2 separate regions of the Homo sapiens genome follow, and region 1 is linked to region 2. Evidence: chromatin loops called from intact Hi-C (ENCODE). Cell type or tissue: PC-3. All regions are shown on one strand. Links, peaks and the distances in the headings refer to the core of each region. The heading gives the core; the rest is flanking DNA.

Evidence for each region. A loop is a pair of places that touch in the nucleus more often than their neighbours do. Peaks named below come from ENCODE experiments on the same cell type or tissue, not always from the same donor. Only the 100,000 strongest peaks of a DNase experiment are listed, where the experiment ranks them.
Region 1: it touches region 2 in a loop (2.6-fold over the local background); 1 of 110 quality-filtered maps calls a loop at or near these places.

The regions. Positions count from the first base shown.
Region 1 is chr3:18,497,324-18,507,610 of GRCh38, forward strand. The region is part of intron 4 of SATB1-AS1 (SATB1 antisense RNA 1); the gene reads left to right. Among named protein-coding and RNA genes, the nearest start is that of SATB1-AS1, 57 kb to the left of the region's middle. In PC-3, for the core only: no CTCF peak of the experiment used is centred there; a DNase peak (open chromatin) is centred at 4,808; H3K27ac peaks cover 294 bases.
Region 2 is chr3:18,627,845-18,638,131 of GRCh38, forward strand. No RefSeq gene overlaps it. Among named protein-coding and RNA genes, the nearest start is that of SATB1-AS1, 190 kb to the left of the region's middle. In PC-3, for the core only: a CTCF peak has its summit at 5,424 (motif pointing right); no DNase peak of the experiment used is centred there; H3K27ac peaks cover 2,169 bases.

The sequences.
Region 1 (10,287 bases), core at 649-8,648, 130 kb before region 2:
TGTTTTGCTTAGAGATAAATATGTTTATCCTCCGTTTTAACACCAAAGAGATGGCTGTAAAAACAGTTGGATCCAAATGTTAAAAGTAAAATGGGAAATTCTCTTTGAGCAGAGTGTGCAAGGAAAGCAATATTTTTGTACAGTTTGCTATTGTTTTATGAATCTTTAGTATAATAACACCCTGATGTTTTACTCAGCTCATTTATGTGTCTGCATATTCACTCCGAAATCCAAAATGTCATTTCAAACATTCCCAGACATGTTAATTCCTTTAAGTTGGTGTCAACTATTTCATATTTCCCAACTTTATCAAGGTATAATGGAATGAATTACAATTTCTAGTTCTTAGAAACAGCTAGAAAATTTGTTCAGCTTGGTGTTTAAAAAAAGCAAATGGCCAGTCCTTAGTTTCTGCTTCCTCAACAGTTTATGACTTTGCAGGAGTTATTTCAATGACTTCTCTTGGTAACTGCCAAGCCATCTCCTGCATTTGATTTAGTTTCTAGGAGACATTTTCTAGAAAAAGAAGAGAATGCTTGCAACAAAGATGGCAAATAGAATTACTGAATGTAACCCTTTCCCTGTAGGAATCTTGATGGGAGTAAGCAAATGTTTGATTGGTTTCACCAACCTGGGTCAAGTTGCTATGTGGGTGACTCTCACCTGGAGATCTGGTGTGAGAGACTGAATACTGAAGTCTTGAGAGCATGGTGGGAATGAAGGGCTGAGACAAGGGCACCAAACTCAGAAGAACTTAAAGCAATGTCAGGAGCTGAGATGTGGAACCTGGAAGCTAAGGAGAGCATGACAGTTTGGGCTGAAGTCCAGGTGGTCAGACAGAAATTCAGTGTGCATGTAGTTATGGGCATTCTAAGGTTAGGTTGGATTCATTTATAGGACTTTTGGGTGAGCCTAAGACACAAGATTCACATTGGCTAAACCCACTTACTATATCTTAGGATAACAAATTTTATCCTTTACATAAAGATAGTATCTTTAATTTGTTTCAAAACTATGTCTTGAGCTTCATAATGCATTGAAGAAGGGGATGAGATTAAGTTTAGAATATGCTCTATTTCCTGTTGCAGGATTTAAATTATGAATGAATGAGTGTGTGAATTAGATCTATTTATAAGTTAACTGTCTCCATCTCCTTTGTTTATAAAATAGCTTTATGTGTTGATTTCATGACAGAAAAACTCAGCCTTGAAGGTTTTCCCAACAAAACTATAACTTTCACTTAAGTTTTTCATTTTCTGACTCCCATACACCCCCAACCCACCCTCACAAACACACACACACACACACACAAGCACACATATTTTACAGTTAAGTATAAGATATCCCTCTGGAATTTCATTTTTTAGGGTTCTCTAAATTTTTTCAAGCTTCTCTCTTTTTTTAAACTTCTGTTTTTGGTTCTATTCCCAGAACCCATATACACCTCACCCAGAGTTTACCTCGAATCCACTAATTTACTGCCCTAGTCATGAAATGTAACTTATTCAATAGGTGAGGTTTTTTTTCCTCCTGAGAATCCCAAAAAGAAAAATCATGAAAATTGCATTTATTGGTCAGAATTTCCACGTTTCAAAGTTCTGATATTTTAGTATCTGATCAGGAGAGAAAAAAGTCTTTCACATGGAAATTAAATGATTTATACAAATTAGTTTGAAATTTGAGATAGAAATAAGATCATTGAAATATATTCAGAGATTTAGCCTGAAAATAACTGAGTCTTGAGGTCATCATCTGAAACAATGTGCCTTATTATTTTGAAATAATTATAAAGATGGTTCGAGTAAGCCTATAGTTCTAGAAAATTCCTTATAGAGTTACTATAAATACTGAACAGTAGTCTTTGAATCATGGGGATGAATGGGTTTCATATAAGTCATTCACAAATGGCTCAGTGGACAAATTTTATCTCAGAAAGAGAATGCCCCATAGGAGTTAAAATTATCATGGCTGAGAATTCCTAGATGATGTCACCAGAATCTGAAAACACTACTGTGGATGCAATAATGATGCTATCTGCATTTTCTGGGTCTAACTTCTGACAAGGAATCTGAGTTTTCTGGCAAGCAGAATGCACATCAGAGTACACAAGGGGCATGTCTTGGCAACTTCCACCTGAGCACACATGCACGGCTTCCTGTTTTGGTCTGATAGCTTCCCCTGGGCTTTTGTTAATGCAAAATTACCCACACAGAGATGGGTTGCCCATGCAAAAGAGTAGGTGTCTTATTTTGGGAAAGTTTGCTTCACATTATCTTTGTTGTTTTATTCTACTAACCCTATTTCCTCTTTTATTTTACACTAGCGTTTTAAATTCACTTCATTTGTCTGTGAGAAATACTTCCCCCCGCCCCCTCACTTCTTAGGCTTATTTCTCTTGTTATCTGTTTTCTTTTTCTTCTCTAGGCACTGCCTTATTACTGCTTCATTTGTTTGCAATATTAATGTCTGCTAAAATGTCTTAAGATATACAATGTTAATTCATTTGCTCAATGATTTAAAAATATTTGTGAGTCTCTCACTCCTCCACATGTACATATACCTTGGAGGTAGGACAAAGGTGCCTTAAATATTCATTGTACTTTCAGGTTTATACAGTTTGGGTTGGGAGTTATACTTTCACAAACTGTGGTACAAAAATAAAAAGTGATGGCTTCTATAAAAGGTAATGATGAAATGCTATGAGGCATTTTCTCATGTGCTTTTTGGTCATTTTGTGTGTGCGTATATATATATTCCTTTGTGAAGTGCCTGTTCAAATCTCTTGCCCATAATTTTCCACTGGATTAAAAAAATTGCATTATAGAAATTGTTACATAGTCTAGGTACAAGTCCTTTGCATGTATATATTATATGTACATACATGTGGCTTTTAAACCTATTTTCTTACGATTTTAATTTCTGTGAAGTCTACTATATCTTTATGCTTTTCCTTTAATAGTGAGTGCTTTCTGTGTCTTGTAAAAGGAATTTTTTGTTATTCTTAAGTCACTAAGATATATGCCTGTGTTTTCTTTGATGTCTAGGTCTACATAATAAATCATTAGAGAAATGTGAATTAAAACCAATGAGTTATTACTACAGAGTCACTAGAATGGCTACAACTAAAAGACTGACAATACTAAGTGTTGTTGAGGATGTGAAACAAGTGGAATCACCATACACTGATAATGAGAGTATAAAATGACAAAACGACCTAGGAATTAGTCTGGCAATTTCTCATGTAAACATACACCTGTCCTACGACTCACCATTTATGCTTTTAGGTTTTACTAAAAAGAAGTGAAGACATGTGTCAACAAAAAGATTTGTACAAGAATGTTTAAAGCATCCTTATTCATAATAGCCAGTCACTCCAATGTCCATCAATAAAACAGTAGATAAACAAACTTTGGTTTATTCATATAATAGAATATTACTTGGCAATAAATATATACAAATTACTGATATACATAAATAATATAAATTATTCTCAAAATGCTGAGCTAAAGAAGTTTTCCACAAAAGAGTATATGCTATATGATTTCATTTATATGAAGGGCCAGAATAGGTAAAACTCACCTGTGATGAAATAAAGCAGTGGTTCTGTGGTCTGAATGTTTGTGTCTCTCTCAAATTCATATGTTGAATCTACTTACCAGTGTGATGACATTAGGAGGTGGGGACTTTGGGAGGTGATTAGGTCAGCAGGACAGAGCCCTCATAATTGGGATTTACTGCCCTTAATCCCAATTAAAAGTTTCCAGAAATCTCTCTTGCTCCTTCCACCAAGTGAAAAAAACAGCAAGAAGGCACTATCTATAAATCAGAAAACAGGCCCTCACCAGACATTGAATGTGCTAGTGCCTTGATCTTGGACTTTCCACCCTCCAAAGCTGTGAGAAATAAATGTTGTTTATAAGTCATTCAATTTGTAATATTTTGTTAGGGCAGTGTTATGCTGACTGTAACAAGCGGGGATTGACTGGAACAAACAAGGAGGAAATGTGCTTGAGCAATGGAAATGTTATATATATAGATAGGAGTGTGAGTTATACAACAGTTTATCTTCATCAACACTGGGGGAATGCACATTTAAGATTTGAGCATTTCATTGTATGCAAATAATACCTCCTTAAAACAATGAAAAAGTTCTAGAGGGCAGATTTTGCAATTAATTGATTAGAAATATGGCATATTGGTTTACATATTGGGTTATACTCAGAGTCTCAAACCATAGTTCTGAAACTTATTAGCTGGCAAAGTCTGGTAAGTAACATAACCTCCCTGAACTTGTTTTCCCTTTGCACAGCTAGAATAATACCTTCTTTAAGAGATGTTATAGGAATGTATGTAAAAGGCTTATCACAAGGGCTGACATAAGAAATTACTTTATTGACTAATTCTCCTCCTTTTTGTCCTTCTTCTTGTTTATTACTTAGTAAAGTGTCAAATATGGCTGTCAGGTTTTGGTTGCTGCTGTTTGTGAAGATGATAAATTGTTAACAGAAATACAGAGCACACTAGTAAGATCATACCTGGGAGAGAATAATGAGTCATCTAATGAATTTGAGACAAATAGGGATGTCCTGAATGTAGTGTCAATAATGGGTCTTGAATTTGGGAGAGAAATCAGAAAAGGAGCTTTGGATCTGAGGTGTGCTGAACAGATACACCAGATCTCTGGGGATGGGAAGGGTCTGGAAAGGTGTGACTTGTAGTATTTGCTGGTTTCCATGCTGTAAATACTGTGTCATGACCAATTTAAAGTTACCAAACCAGATTGCAAAATTCCTGAATGTTTATCAGTCAGCTCTTTTCAGCTGGTGACTGCCACCTCCAGCAAACTGCTAGATCTGAGTCATCTGCTGAGACAGAGAATGAGAAAGATACAATTATTTTCTCACCTTACACCAGGTCTTCTTGCTTGCAGGATACATTGAGTTTAATTAAATTATTTTGCTATGAATCCCCATTTCTGAATGTCTCTCTACAGCTCACGCTATTTTCAGTTATGTATGAAAAACACTTTATCTTCTTGTGCCCACTACCTTCAAAGAGGGCCTCCTTTTTATAATACAGAGGCCACCCAGGGGCCACTAGGCCTCAGTCTGGGAGAGATTCAAGCACAGCCTCACACTGTGAAAAAGAGCAACTCTTCCCTTCTTTTCCTCAGTGCTAGGCTTCTGCCTCACTTAAGAAAATATTTCATTCTCTCCTTGCTGGGAAAGACAGGGACACTTTCAAATCTAGTTCATTATCTCCTACCTCCCATTCCTCCCCCTGTCCAGTTCATAAGTCTGTCTGCATGAACCGCAAGTGTAGACAGAGTTGTTTTCATGAGCTGGAGGAATACTGACAAACCATGGAATGGGGTTTAAAACTTTATGTAATGTCATAGAGCTGTCTATAGCAATAAGAGTACTTTTGTTAAGAGTACAAGAAGACTCTTCTTAACTTACAGGCAAACTAAACACTCTGTTAAAATTACATTTCCAGAAGTTCTTTGTCCTAAAAATAACAGGAATGTAAAGAATTTTTTGCCCAGGGATGTTTCTTTTCAATATTACTTTTTATAGCAAAATAAAATGAAAAACAAACAATCAACAGAACTATACGCCCATGTTTCCATGGTAAAATGTGACATACTCATTAAAAATAACATTATGTAGTCCTTAAGATGATTATGATTGTTATTATTATTTTTAAGACAGAATCTCACTCCGTTGCCCAGGCTGGAGTGCAGTGGCATGATCTTGGCTCTCTGCAGCCTCTGCCTCCCATGTTCAAGTAATTCTCCTGCCTCAGCCTCCTGAGTGGCTGGGACTACAGGCACGTGCCACCACGCCCGGCTAATTTTTTCTATTTTTAGTAGAGACGGGGTTTCACCGTGTTAGCCAGGTTGGCCTCGATCTCCTGACCTCGTGATCCGCCTGCCTCGGCCTCCGAAAGTGCTGAAATTACAGGCATGAGCCACTGCGCCTGGCCTTCCTTAAGATTATCAATGAAAAAAGTTTTATTCTCATGAAACATGTTTATACTATACTTTAGTATGGCATTTACCATTTTAACTGTTAAAAATATGAAAAGAGGAATGATTGGAAATGAGTTTTTCAGACTGTTAAGTCACTATTATTACCGTGAATTTTTCTTTTGGTAGTGGGATTTTGGGTGGTTTCTTCCTCCTTCTCTGTGCACTTAAGTGCTTTTCCAAATTTTCTATACAACAAGCAAAAAATATCTTTCAATAAATTCCCGATGCCCCCAGAGACCACATTTATATTCCACCATCTTTTGTTTATCTATTCCGGTTTTTTTTTAAATTCAAAACCCATTTGAAGTCTATAGTCAAATTATTTTTATAACACATATAGGACAAATGTCTAGTAGCATAAAAATGGGCTCCTTTAGCTATGATGTACAGTGGTGTCACCTCTCTGGTTATTTTCTCTTGTGCTTCAATAAAGAAGGCTAGTTTAAAAAATAAGAACCTAAGCTTTCCTCACTGCAAAGTACCTTTAACTTGTTGGCAATTCAATCTTCAAACCCCTTTAAATATGTATGTATATCTATATCTGAGTTATACGTTTTCAACATTTTATTATGAAAAATTTCAAACACACAGAAAAGCTAAAAAATGGTACAGTTTATACTACTAATAGACCTATCAGCTAGATTCTATAATTAACATTTTAGTATCTTTGCTTTCTCACATATCTATTTACCCTTCCATCAATCCATCTTATTTTTTGATACATTTCAAAGTAAGTAGCAGACACGAGTATGCTTTGCTCCTAAATACTCTTCCACGCATGTCTTTAACTGAAAGAGTTCGATGTTTTTCGCTTTTTTTTCTTGCTTTGGGGGTAAAATTTATGTGCAATGGAATGTTGAAATCTTTAGTTACCAGTCAGTGAGTTTTGACAAATGTGTGTGTCTGTGTCACCTAAACTCTTGTCAAAATATAGAACATCACCATAATACGGGATAATTTCTTCATGTTTCTTCTAAGTCCCTGAACTGCCCATCCCAGAGCCAACCATTGTCCTGATTTGATTCTACAATGTAATGTTTTTCCAAGGCTAGAACTGCATATCAATGGAATCATACAGCATGCAGTCTTTTGTGCTATTTTCATTCAGCATAATGTCTCTGCTGTTCATCCGTGTTGTTTTGTTTTTTAGTCATTTTCTTTTTGTTGCCGAGTTATCTCCCACTGTATAAGAGATTGTTTAGGTATCCATTTTCCTGTTGATGGATACCTAGATTATTCCACCTTTTAGTACTATGAACAACCTTGTACGACTCTTTTTGTAGGCATCTGTTTTCATTGCTCTTGGGAAAAAACCTAGGAGTAGAATTGCTGGATCAGAAGGTAGATGTGTATCTGGGTGTTTTTTTAAAAGAAACTTCTCAAACTTTTTCCAGAGAGGCTTATCATCTTACACTCCAATCCACAATTCATAGGAGTCCTATTTTTCTCTATATTCTCGGCAATACTTGGCATTGTCAATCCTTTTTTTTTTTAATTTAGCTTTATTATGTGTGTGTAGTACCTGAATTGTATCTTTTACTGTATATATTTAAAGTATATGAATTGTATTTTTAAAATGTTGAAATGTTTGGTCAATTTCTTTGCTGTCTAAAGGAGGAAAAGGCAAGAGAGACAAGTTTTGCTCTAACAAACCTAGACTTCCTGAGTCCACAGCACATTGAAATTGGCACAATCCTAGTATTTTGTAAGAATCCATTTTTCTCCCATGAAGAACTTTGTTTTCCCAAGATTTAAATGGTAATTACTATAGGCTCACTTCACCATTATCATAATCATGATTGCTGGTCCCTCCTCCTAAGTCCTTCTCTTTTGTTTCTTCACTTCTCAATTCATTAAGACTACTTGTAAGGATTATGGAGTTGCTTCATACATTCCTGGCATCTTTGTCAGGTAATTTCCTCTGTCTCATGTGTTCTTAGGCTGTAGGCATTTGTGTCCATGTCTGATTCTTTTCTTAATCTATAAAAATTTTGAAGAAAGGAAACATCTAATTTACCTTAGCACAGCCACTTGCACCTAGTAGGTGCTGACTAAACATTTATTGAAGAGATGATGGAGTAGTGAAGAACACAAACCCTAGGGCTAGACTCTTCCACCTACCAGCTGTGTGATATCAAGCATGTTACTTACCCTCTCTAAGCCTCAGTTTCCATCTGAATAATGAAGATAATAAGAGTACCTACCTTACTGAAGTTTTGTGGGGATTAATGAGCTAATTTTTAAAAAGCCTTTAGAAGAATGCCTAACATACTATGAATATATACAAATAAAATGAAACCAAATCATCTTTGGATCATATATCAATTTTATAGAAAACTCTGGCTTTCTAAATCAATGTCTACCCTATTTGGAAATTTTTCTTAAAAACAACAACAAGCAAAAAGCAATAATTCAATCTAAAGCTATTTCTTTCAAGTATTCTAGTTCTGTTATTCCAGAATTTGGTGAATGAATCTATTTATCCATTATGATTTTGTAGCCTTTGATCATATGCCTCTCATTCTCCAGATTTTCAGAGGAAGCATGTCTGTAATACCTTTTCTTTTTTTCTTATTTAGGGTCTTTTATTATGTCTTCCTTGAAGTGCTCTGATCAGATCTGCAATACTGGAGATGTAAATTCAACTCTACTTTTTTTTTCTTTTAAAAAGAAGAGCAACATAATCCTTAGTGATCCTAAATATTATTCAACTTATCTTAACATTCAATTTCTTTATATAGCAAAGGAATGCATTTTTAGCAATGAAATAAACAGCAAACATTGACATTGCTTATTAACAGTATTTACGGTCGAAGTGCCCCACATATTCTGAAAGGTTATGTTGTACATTCTTTTAAGAAGACTTCAGGGTTTTCTACTGAAAGAATTTGAAAATCAAGACTTGGAAGGGTCCTGAGAGCAACATTCTATAGAGGAAAAGGCTAAAAAGTACCCCAGGATCTTCAGTAGCAGTGATAGTATGGCTTTGTTTTCCTTCACTGGACTAGGCTCCATAACTAAGCGTCTTATATTTGGAAGTCAAAATGCATTTGTTTGTCTTCTTACAACATAGAGAACACATGCTTACAAAATCAAAGGAGAGCATTGACTATTGTGACCTGTTTAACATATTTCTCCGCTTTGCTTCGGATGAGAGATTTCAAATCTCATCATTAATGTGGTGAAAAATATTGAATTGGAAAACACTAACATTGTCTTCCCATATTGAGTCATTGTCTGTTTGTAACTTCCAAACAAGAAAAAGATATTAATGGTCACCTTGGCTGTTTCCTTGTGACCTCCAACATGGCTCGCATTTAAAATTGAATCTGGACTGGGGTGTCTGGGGGTAGGGAGTGGAAATCTACAGGGTGCAGAATAAAGGCTAGATGTGTCCACTTGGTATTAAGGAAATGCTTCTGCAAGCACAAAAAGAAACAATATTTGGTAAAAATGAATGTTGTTTTCCCCTGCTCCGGCATCTGCTTGCGTTTACAATGGCCGCAGTGTTTTTCTTTACCTGGTAGGTGGCCTCTCCATGTATCGATGAGGCACTGCGTGAAAATGTGCCTCCTTATGTCGGAGGGAAATTTGCTTTCACTTCTTTTCCCTGCTCTCCTGTGCCTCCCTTTGTTCTAATCATACATGTGAGGAGAAAAGCCAGTGATATCAGCAATCATTTTCTTCTCCAGCCACTTTTTGGAGTTAATAATTCAAACAGATCTTTTACAAACTCATTTTATTCTTAGAAATGGCCTTATTGCTAACAGTCTGCTCTCCAGTTGTACTTTATCAAGCAGCAGATCTGTTGTAAAATGTGATGACTGGATTTCATCTGTTTTGCCACCCCCTAAGAATTCATTGCCCACAGTGCTTCAACTGCTGTTATAAGAGACAGTTTAATTTTTGTGGTACATTGATTGATAACTGGGCTCCCTGGTAACATGGTCTTCCTTGAATAGGACTGCTGTTTTCTAGGTCTCAGATCCCCTGAAGATGCTACATAACTCCCTGTATGAAACAAATCTTCCACACCCTAATAGTAATATACCAAATCCCCAAATGAACAGAAAATACACACAAATGCCTATAGGTATCTTCATGCCTGTAGGTGATATAATATGGGAAGGGAAGTTCCCCTCGGCCTTAGGTGTGATGAAATCAGCGAAGCAGAAAAAACAGAGAAACAACCAAGCAACCAACCAAACAGAACTGGAAGACTTGTCACAATTCTGAAAAGTTGTCTAAACTGGTCT
Region 2 (10,287 bases), core at 682-8,681:
TTAGTTTTGAAAATTATGGTTATTCTTCATGACTTTCCTTTCACTACATTTAATCATGTGTCAAAACTTTTCAGTCCTACCTTTAACAGTTCTAACACTTACTCTTTTTTATTTGTCTTTGAGGCTAGCAGTCTATCTATAAAAATGGTGGTAATAATGATTTTCTCTAGGGGACTTTTCTTGTCTTTGGAGGGCTTTTCTGAATTTTCCAACTTTTTTACAATTAATTATCACCAGAAAAAAAGAATATAAAAATGTAATAAAAGCTGTTATTGAGTTTTTAATTGGGTTATTCTCAATGCCCTTTATCTAATTCATTGATGTGAACTATTTCTCAGTATATGGTGTATGTGTCTACCTGTCAGAATCTTCTGGAGACCCAGACCCTTACAACATTGCACAGAGTCTAGACATTCTATACTGTTCATTGACTTAAATTTAGATGATGTTTCTGGAGAAGGTAGGAACCACACAAAATTTTGTTTGTCATGAGGCTGTTCATAAGGTTAAAAAATAAGTAAAACAAATCCTCAAAATGTCAATCCTCAAAAATCCTCAAAATTTCAAATGGTAGAAAGTAAGAAAATGGGAAGAGAGAGAGACAGAGTGAGCGCCCCCAAACAGTGACTGCCAGCTTTCTTTGAAAGTTACCATCAAGCTTTTTCATTATTTCAAGAATTTACCTTATTCTCTGTTGCTTTCTTCAACTTTTAGTTTAATTTTCTTTTGTACATCATTTTGCTAACTTTTCTTTCATCTTTTCAACATTATGTTGAAACTTATCATTATGTGTCTAGGCAGTAAGTTTCAGAGCAGTTGGGCATTTGAATATTACAACATTCAGAGTAATTTATTCCAGACCATTAGTATATATTGTATATCTATTTAGTCTAAAAGTTTGACAAAGTTTATGACAGTGGCTGAGGAAGAGGAATCCCTACAGAAGGAAGAAAAGAAATTTCATTCTAGCTGGCTAGACTAGACGGCATTTCCTACTAAGCTCCCCAAATATTGGCAATTGGCAAGTAATGATTTTGGTATAAATTATACACTTTGATATGTACAGAAAAGTTATGGAACATTTTACATGAAGTAATAGTATTAAGTAATTTGATTGAACTAATGACTGCTTAATCTGATATCTGACAAAATAAGCAACACTAAATATGACACACTTGCCCTTTATGGACTTAAATTCTGGAACAGTCCAAATTTCCATTTTTACTGTTCTTTGTAGATCTTTGAATAACTTTAATAAACAATCAGGAAACTTTCAACCTTCAGCTTACAAATTGCATGGCCACTTCTAGATAGATTGCTCAAATCTTAGTTATTCTTACTAACTGACAATAACTGTATCTAATTTTTAAAGTAAAAGTTCATTTCTTGTTTAATTTTCTTTGAAGCATAATCATTCTTGTTATAAGTTGTGTTCAGGGACACACCTCTTGATAGATGATTAAATGTCTCTCCTATCCTTGGATCCTCTCTCCCCTTCTTAACTTTCATTATATCAGAATTGTTCCCATCAGATGAGTAGCTTCAAATAACAATGCTTATATATTTCACTGGGAATTTAACACCTTTAAAAAAGGTGCTGGTGTAATCAATCAATACAAATAACCAAAAAAGGAAAAAAACCCAACTAATCTTGATTACATGCTTTTAAACATTTTTAAACACTCAAGCTACCTGCTTTTAAAGAATCACAGAAAAATGGAATATAACTTGGCTGTGCACTGATTTGTATAGGCAGTCCAGTAGACACAGTGAGGGCGCAAGCTTCTCTATTACTTTAAATCTTTGAGAATTTTGGTGAGCCTATGATTGGATATAGTGATATAGACTGAATAATCTTCTTTTGAATTCAAATGAATCTCCAGCAATTTTCTTCTTCCACTATGATGAAAATAGTTACTGTTAAATCAGTTGGTTCCTACAACCTTGGAACAATTGCAAGAGCATTTATACAATTCGGCAAAATGGAAGGGAATCAGAGGCATAATTGTCTAATATATACACTCAAAATATCTACTCTATGGTACAGACGTTTGTAGACACACACATTCATTTTCTTTGCTTATTCTTTTTAATAATAATAACTAACACGTACATAGTCATTACTAAGTGCCAGATACCGTTTTAAAACTGTTACATAGTATTGATTAATTATCTTCACAACAATCCAATAAGGTAAGTCTTATTATCCTTCCACTTTACAGAGGCGGAACTGAGGCAAAGAGATGTTAAGTTACATCCTCAAGGTCATATGGATGGCGAGTAGCAGGTGGAATTAAATCCAGGTCTCTATATTAGAATCCATCCTCTTATGTGTTGATGTATTTCTCTCTGCCTATATTATAGACTTCTTGAGGGTAAAGACTTTCTTATTCAGTGACAGAGTAGACATGACTCTGGTTTCAGAGACAGACAGACATGAATTAGAATTCTAAGACTTCATAAGTTAACTTAGACAAATTATCAGTACACATACAAATAGTGGTGTGCTGTAAATTGACTCTCCAAAACAACAACAACAACAAAAAACAAAGCCCTAATTTATACTTTCTGCTGATTTCCATGACGTAAATACTCTTGACATGACAAATTTCAAGTTGCCAGTGATTTCGCAACAGGCTTGCAAAATTTCTGAAATTTCAATAATCAGCAAAATGGCTCCAACACATCGCTGATGGAGGGTGGGTAACTTGTCACTCTTGTTTAAACTCCTGGGTCATCAACACTAGAAAAGCACTTGGCATGTGGTGGTTGCTCATTCATATTTATTAAACGAATGAATGAGAATGTCCCTTATACTCCTTTTACTCACAGTTTACTGTATTAGTAAAATATTCATACTTGTAGGTAGGTTGTTGAATGTCTTAAGTATTAACTGAAAAAAAAGTCTACAAAAAGCCTACCAAAATGCTTGGCACTTAATGGAACTCACAGGTTAATTTTTATCCTTTGGAATTCTCTCTTGTCTTTAAAGTGCCTTCTATCTAGCAGGTAAGTACTAAATGAATGAATGAATAAATGAGTGAATGAATGAAATTAGTAAAAAGCATCAGTTTCAAATGAATATGCTTGTTATAAATTGTGTTCAGTGGAATAGAGAATCTAGAAATGAGGCTGTACACCTCTAGCCATCTGATCTTTGACAAAGTAGAGAAAAATAAGAAATGGAGAAAGTACACCCTATTCAATAAATGATCCCGGGATAGCTGGCTAACCATATGCAGAAGGATGAAACTGAATTCCTACCTTTCACCATATACAAAAATTAACTCAAAATGAATTAAAGATTTAAATATAAGACCTCAAACTATAAGAATACAGTGGGGTGCAGTGGCTCATGCTGTAATCCCAGCACTCTGGGAGGCTGAAGCAGGAGGATCACTTGAGCCCAGAAGTTTGAGACTAGCCTGGGTAACACAGTGAAATCCTGTCTCTACCAAACAAACAAACAAACAAAAAACAGCCTAGTGTGGTGGCATGTGCCTGTAGCCCCAGCTACTTGGGAGTCTGAGGTGGGAGGATGACTGGAGCCTGGAAGGTAGAGGCTGCAGTGAACAATGATTATGCCACTACACTCTAGCCTGGGCGACACAGGGAGAAGCTGTCTCAAACAAAAACAAAAGCAAAATCAAAAACAAACAAAAAACAAAACCAGAAAAACCTATAAAAGTCTTATGAGAAAACCTAGAAACACAATTCTGGACATCAGCTTTGGGAAATAATTTATGACTAAGTCCTCAAAAGCAATTGCAATAAAAAGAAAAATTGACAAGTGGAATCTAATTAAACTAAAGAGCTTCTGCACAACAAAAGAAACTATCAGCAGAATAAACAGACAAGAATGTGGGAATGACTCGTCCTTCTTCCGTTCTACAGAATGGGAGAAAATATTTGCAAACTATGCATCTGACAAAGCCCTAATATCCAGAATCTATAAGGAACTTAAATATTTTAACAAGCAAAAACCAAGCAACTCCATGAAAAAGTGGGAAAAAGACATGAACAGACACTTCTCAAAAGAAGACATACAAGCAACTAATAAACATGTGAAAAAATGCTCAGCATCACTAATCAAAGAAATGCAAATCAAACCACAATAAGAAATCATCTCACTCCAGTCAGAATGGCTATTACAAAACAAAAAACAAAACAAAAAAACCCCAAAACCCAAAACCAGATGCTGGTGAGGCTGCAGAGAAAAGAGAATGCTTATACACTGCTGGTGGGAATGTAAATTAGTTCAGCCACCATGGAAAGCAATTTGGAGATTTCTCAAAGAACTTAGAACTATCATTTGGAGATTTCTCAAAGAACTTAGAACTATCATTCAACCCATCAATGCCATTACTGGAGATATATCCACAAGAAAATTAATAATTCTACAAAAGACACCTGCACTCATATGCTCATTGCAGCACTATTGATAACAGCAAAGACATGGAATCAACCTAGGTGCCCGTCAATGGTGAATCGGATAAAGAGAAAGTAGTACATATATACATGGAATATTATGCAGCCATAAAGAATGAAACCATGTCCTTTGCATTATCCCAAGTGAATTAATGCAGGATCAGGAAAGAAAATACTGCATGTTCTCACTTATAAGTGGGAGCCAAACACTGCACATGCATGGAGATAATAACAATAGACACAAGGAACTAATAGAGTGGGGAATGAGGGAAGGGGTCAAGGGCTGAAAAAATTTCCTATTGGGTACTATGCTCACTACCTGGATAACAGGAACCAGTTGTACCCCCAACCTCAGCATCATACAATATAACCATGTAACAAACTTGCATATGTACCACCTGAATCTAAAATAAAAGTTGAAATTATAAAATAAGATAAAAGTGTAAAAAATAACTTGTGTTTAGGAACTCACATCTTCACATATAATTGTTTCTCCCACCCTTAGATCTGAACTTTCCTTCTTAACTTTCCTCATAGGAGAAGTGTTACCATCAGATGAGTAGGCAGGGTCAATTTTAGTCTTTATTAATGTGTAATGGATATAAATATGTGACAGAATTTACACTTTTGTGACTTCCCCATACTTATAAGGGGCTTTCTTGCCTTAGCACAGGGATGTGAATTCAAATGTCTACAGAAGCCAAGCTATTATTAATGTAAATGATTGAAATGTGCTCAATGTCAAGACAACAGGGAATGATTGGCATTTAGGTAAACTGGAGATCCCACACCCAGCATATGGACACGCAAATTTAAATATTTTTATACTTCTGTGCGAGCCAAACAAAACAAGTCTTGGGCTGGGTTTGGCTCATGGGTACACAGTATTTAATCTTTGCCTTTGTAATGGTAAAAATCATGAACTGGAGCCAACACTGGTTTGATTTGATATCTAGTTTTTCCGCTTTACAGCAGGTGGCCCTAGCAAGTTACTTAACTACGCTGCAAAATCCAAGAGGTCGCTATGATTCCCAGAGGAGGAGGCTCTGGGTGAGATCGGGAGCAAGTGCAGGCATACCTGAGATGAAATGTTAATCCTCAGATAAATCACCGGGCAAGGGAGTCAGGGACCATTTTACTTGCGTCTTTTCCTTCCGCATATAGGACTGGAGAAAGAATTCTCCGTCTTATTATTGGAGACCTCCTAATACAATAACTGATTCTCAATCTTGACTGCCCATTGGAATCACCTGTGGAGCTTAAAACTCTTGATTCCTGAATTCTAAGCCCAGATACTTTGATGTAATTGATCAGGAGTTTGGTCATCATCAGGTGATTCTAATGTGCAGCCAGGGTTAAGAAACATATAAATTATGAATTATATGTTTATATTGTATGAATTATATGCTAAAAGATGCAATGAGGAAAAAAATTGTATGATTTTCTGTGACATTATGTGAATTGCTTTTATGTACCATTGTAGCTTGCGATTTTCTTTGACAAATGAATGCACAAAAGCTATTTCCACTGAACTTCAAATATTTTTAAAAACAGCCGTAAAATATCCAAACTGCTTTCTGTTAAAAAAGGGAATTCTGCCTTCATGGGACATGTAGAATTACGTGTGATTGTTACTTTAAGACATGAATATTCCATCAATTATCTCTTGCTCCCTGAATTCTGCTTTGCCCTCTATACGAACTCCCACCAAGAAAAAGCTTAAATGTTTCACCTAATTCTCCATGCGGCTGCTTACCTATTTAGGTTAGGGTACAAGAGTTGATGAGAAATTCTTTGGGAAGCCAAGCACAAGTTTTTGCTTTCAACTATTTATAGCAATCAGCTGGCTTTTCCAGTCCCTCATTAGATCAATCATGGCCATTGTCTTACAGTTGAGTGGGAAATCGTTACAGGTGGAAGAAGGCACGATGCCGCTAATTCAGCAGAGGCCCCCGCCTAACAGGAAAGCTGCAAGGAATTACAATCAAATAGGAGACTTGTCAGGGGAATGGGGTTGCTTCCAAGACAGAATTTCTGAAGACTCTCTGGATTCTGGGTTGAGCATAAAATAAAACGTAGAGAGAAATTGCAACAAACCTACATACACATAAGAGAAGACCACCCTTTTTTTCAGGCACAAAGTCTGGTGTTGGACTTCCAGCATTAGCTGAAATGCTGCTTGGTACTGACACGCTCATATTTGGCGGGGGCTTATCTTTTTTACGGGCCATTTATTTGGGAATGGGTTTTACAGGTGGCTCTGCTGTGGGGTCCAAATCCTGGGCTTACGTAGCATAGCATGCTGCACATCTTTGCAGCTGAATCAAGTGCCACGTGTTATGGGCTGTTGCTGGCCAACAATTTGGGAAGTTCTTTTACCCTCTCTTTGCTTTTTCCCTGGGCTGTTGAGCAATGATAGTCAAAGGCCAGCTGAACCCATCATGAGTGGGAGGCAAAAGAGAAATTGCTGGTGTCCAGATTTTTTCTTGGGCCTATATATGGGCTCTCGGGTGACCCTGGGAGCAGGTGGGACTAATTTGGCACCCTTCCCAATAAAACCTGCCTCAAAAAATCAGTTTATTTGAAGGAGTTAACGAAAGTACTAGATATTTTTTACCCACTGACAGAGGGAAAACTAGTGCACACGTCTGAATAAATAACTGAAAATGGCTTCTCACTGTTCAGGAAGTACAATCAATTTGAAATTAGGATTATGGAAACATCTGCGAAAATTCAAGTGTCATCTCAATTTGGGCTCATTCAGATCCTGTATTTTTCAACTTCCCAAGCAGTGCATTTAAAATCTAATCCTAATTAACACACATAGTTTAATTATAGCCAACAAAATATTCTACAAAAATTGTGTGTGCTGGTTGGGGGGATGGGTGGGGAGGGAGGAGGCGAGGGGGAAGCCAGACAAATGTTCCCTGATTGTAAAAATTCTTGTTTGGTTAATAATATAAATCCCCAAGATTTTAAACACACACTGAAGTTTGCTTAACATGAATCAAAGTAACATAAAAAAGCATGGAGCCTGAATTCTGTTCTAGTTCTACTTTTTGCCTTCTTCCTATTTCTTGTTAACCTGGAAAGAACAAAGAACTTGTTCATTTGGCTCTGTTACTTTTGTGAAGACCTTTGTCGCTTTGTTTATCTTCTTTCTCTGATCAGAAGATAAACCTTTATGGTTGTGTGTGAGTACAAATAAAGGAATAAATCTACTTGCATAAAGCAAACTTTATGGTCTGTTGTTTTAGTGATGAGAAATACCTCCAAGGATTTGAAGGTTTAACTGAGAGGCACGCCAATACGTTTTGATGCTTTATTGGAACCTCATCCTAATCAACCAAAACACAGCAATCAACCATCTTGCAGAATTATCAAAGCTTTTCCCCTCCCAAACCTGGCATAAGTGGAATGTGCAAAGGGAAAATAAATTTTAAGAAAACAAAACAAAAATCAAGTAAACAAGAGGGAAAAAGTCCCCATTTGGAACCTCAAAAATCATTTTAACTAAAATTAACTCTGAGAGAAAGCTTAAAAATTCAAGTAGACTTAGTCTTGGTCATTTTGTATGATTATTTTGGTCAATAATAAGTCTAAGAGAAAAAGTAAAATTTTCTTATTTTCTTACTCATTTTGCTCCTCCATCACGTAGGTTAAAATACAGGGGACTGACTTCTGTTCTAGATTCTGTTAGCAGAATTGTATTGTACTGTTATTGTTGGAAAATGAAAAACAATAAAAGAAAAAAGTAAAATTCTGAAAATTTTACTGTGGTGTTTGCTGTTAATTAAATTTGACCCTCTGTTAGTATTAAACTAGTCTATATTTCTGAGGATAAGGAGGTGATATTTCTTCTTAGATTAACATTACTGCGATTTCCCGCATGTAAGCCCAGTCTTGAAGACAAAATTCATTTGCTTCAGTACTTAATGATCTATACATTTTCTTTGTCTATAAATCAATTCCATTCCTTTATTCATCACGATTTCCAAAAATTTATAACAATGGAGGCAGTTCGTAGTTGGCTAATAGTAATGAATTAGTTACAGAGAATGTGCTATGATATTTTATAGAAAAGAACCCTAAATTTCTCTGCAGAATCCAGTGGCTCAGACAGGCCTTAATCATAGGAATGTCAGATATTTCCATACTTACAGAATAAAATTTATAGACTAGAATAAATCTTGAAAAGTTGTAAATAGTTGTATAGACTAGAATAAATCTTGAAAAGGTGTAAATTTTGATTAAATTTTACCTATTGACCTATTGTGTAGTTAATATTTGTAATTTTTTGCCAATTCTTTTTCTCATTTTCTTTTTCTTTCTCTCTCATTGTCTCATCTCTTTTTTCTAGTGTCTTGCTCTCCAAACTCCATGAACAAGGGACTACTAATTTCTAGCTCTATCATAGAGCCTAGCAAAGGGTCTCCCACATAATAAGCAAAATATACAAATTGAATGAATGAATGAATTTTACGATTTATTAATTTCCATGATGAAATTAGAGATATGATTTCTGTCTGGAGGCTATAGAATCAATCATAATAATTTAATGACAGAAAAGATAGAAAACTATTACAAGTCATTTAACAAAATAACATTTTATAATAGTAGATTATAATATGTTTTTATAATTATATAATGTGATTATATAATAACAGTAGCATAATGGTCAAAGCAAGTCGCAAGGTAAGAATGAAAAAACTGTAAGGGATTTAGAGCTCAGAAATTGGAATCAGGACACCTGGATCCAAATTCTACGGCTTCCTCTTCACAGCTGTGTGGCCGATCTATCTGCTTAACCTCTGTAAGTCTTGATGTCTTCATCTATAACATGGATTTTGGAATTTAGTAAGAATTCAGTAAATAGTGCTTTTCAAGTTCTCAACAAAGTACCTGGAAATTAGTTAAGGATAATAAATTGAAGTGATTATTACTAGCTAGGAATGTTTTTATTTTTGGCACAATAACTTAAAGATCTGAAGAAGAAAATACCCACAAAAACTGAACTGTACAGAACACTATGGATTAAAATGCCCCAGACTCTTTCAAACTCCTTCCAGATATTCTGTGGCAGAAAGCTCTATGATCTCTCTGGATTCTGGGCCCCGTCTTCTGGTATAATGTGGAAGTTCTTGGCTTGTGGAAAGAAACAGGTTGTTCTGGGCTGAGGAGTAGAAGTACAGAGGGGCAGAAATGCAACCACAAATTAAGGAAAACAGAAAAGTGGAGTCTCACATTTCCAATCTTCCATAGTTCATATACATCCAAACACTTTCCCAAAGTTTCTGACTCCCAATGTGATGAGAACAGAAAGCACACTGTAACCAAGAAGGTAAAGTTTATCAGGCATTCTGTTATTGTGCTGACCAGAAATTAGTGCTCACATCCTAAAAATTATTGTGGAAATAATATTAAGAATATATTTATAAAACAAAAACTAATAAGAATAATTATCCATTTTGCATTAAAATTGAGTCATGACACTAAAGCTATATTTTTAGTCATGGAAATTGTAAAACAGATACATACAAAATTGGAGTCATGAGAATGAATTTTATTACTATGGCTAACCTACAAACAAGCGTGATAATTTTGCTATCAACATATTTATGTGCAATTATAGGTGGAGTGGGCAGGGCTGATCAAAGATTATGAGCATAAATAGGTCACGCGATCAAAAGATTAAAGATGGGTGGCAAAGACAGTGTATTCTATTTCCAATAGAAAAGACATGGAATCAACCTAAATGCCCATCAGTGGTAGACTGGATAAAGAAAATGTACATATACACAATGGAATATTATGCAGACATGAAAAAGAATGAGATCATGTCCTTTGCAGGGACATGGT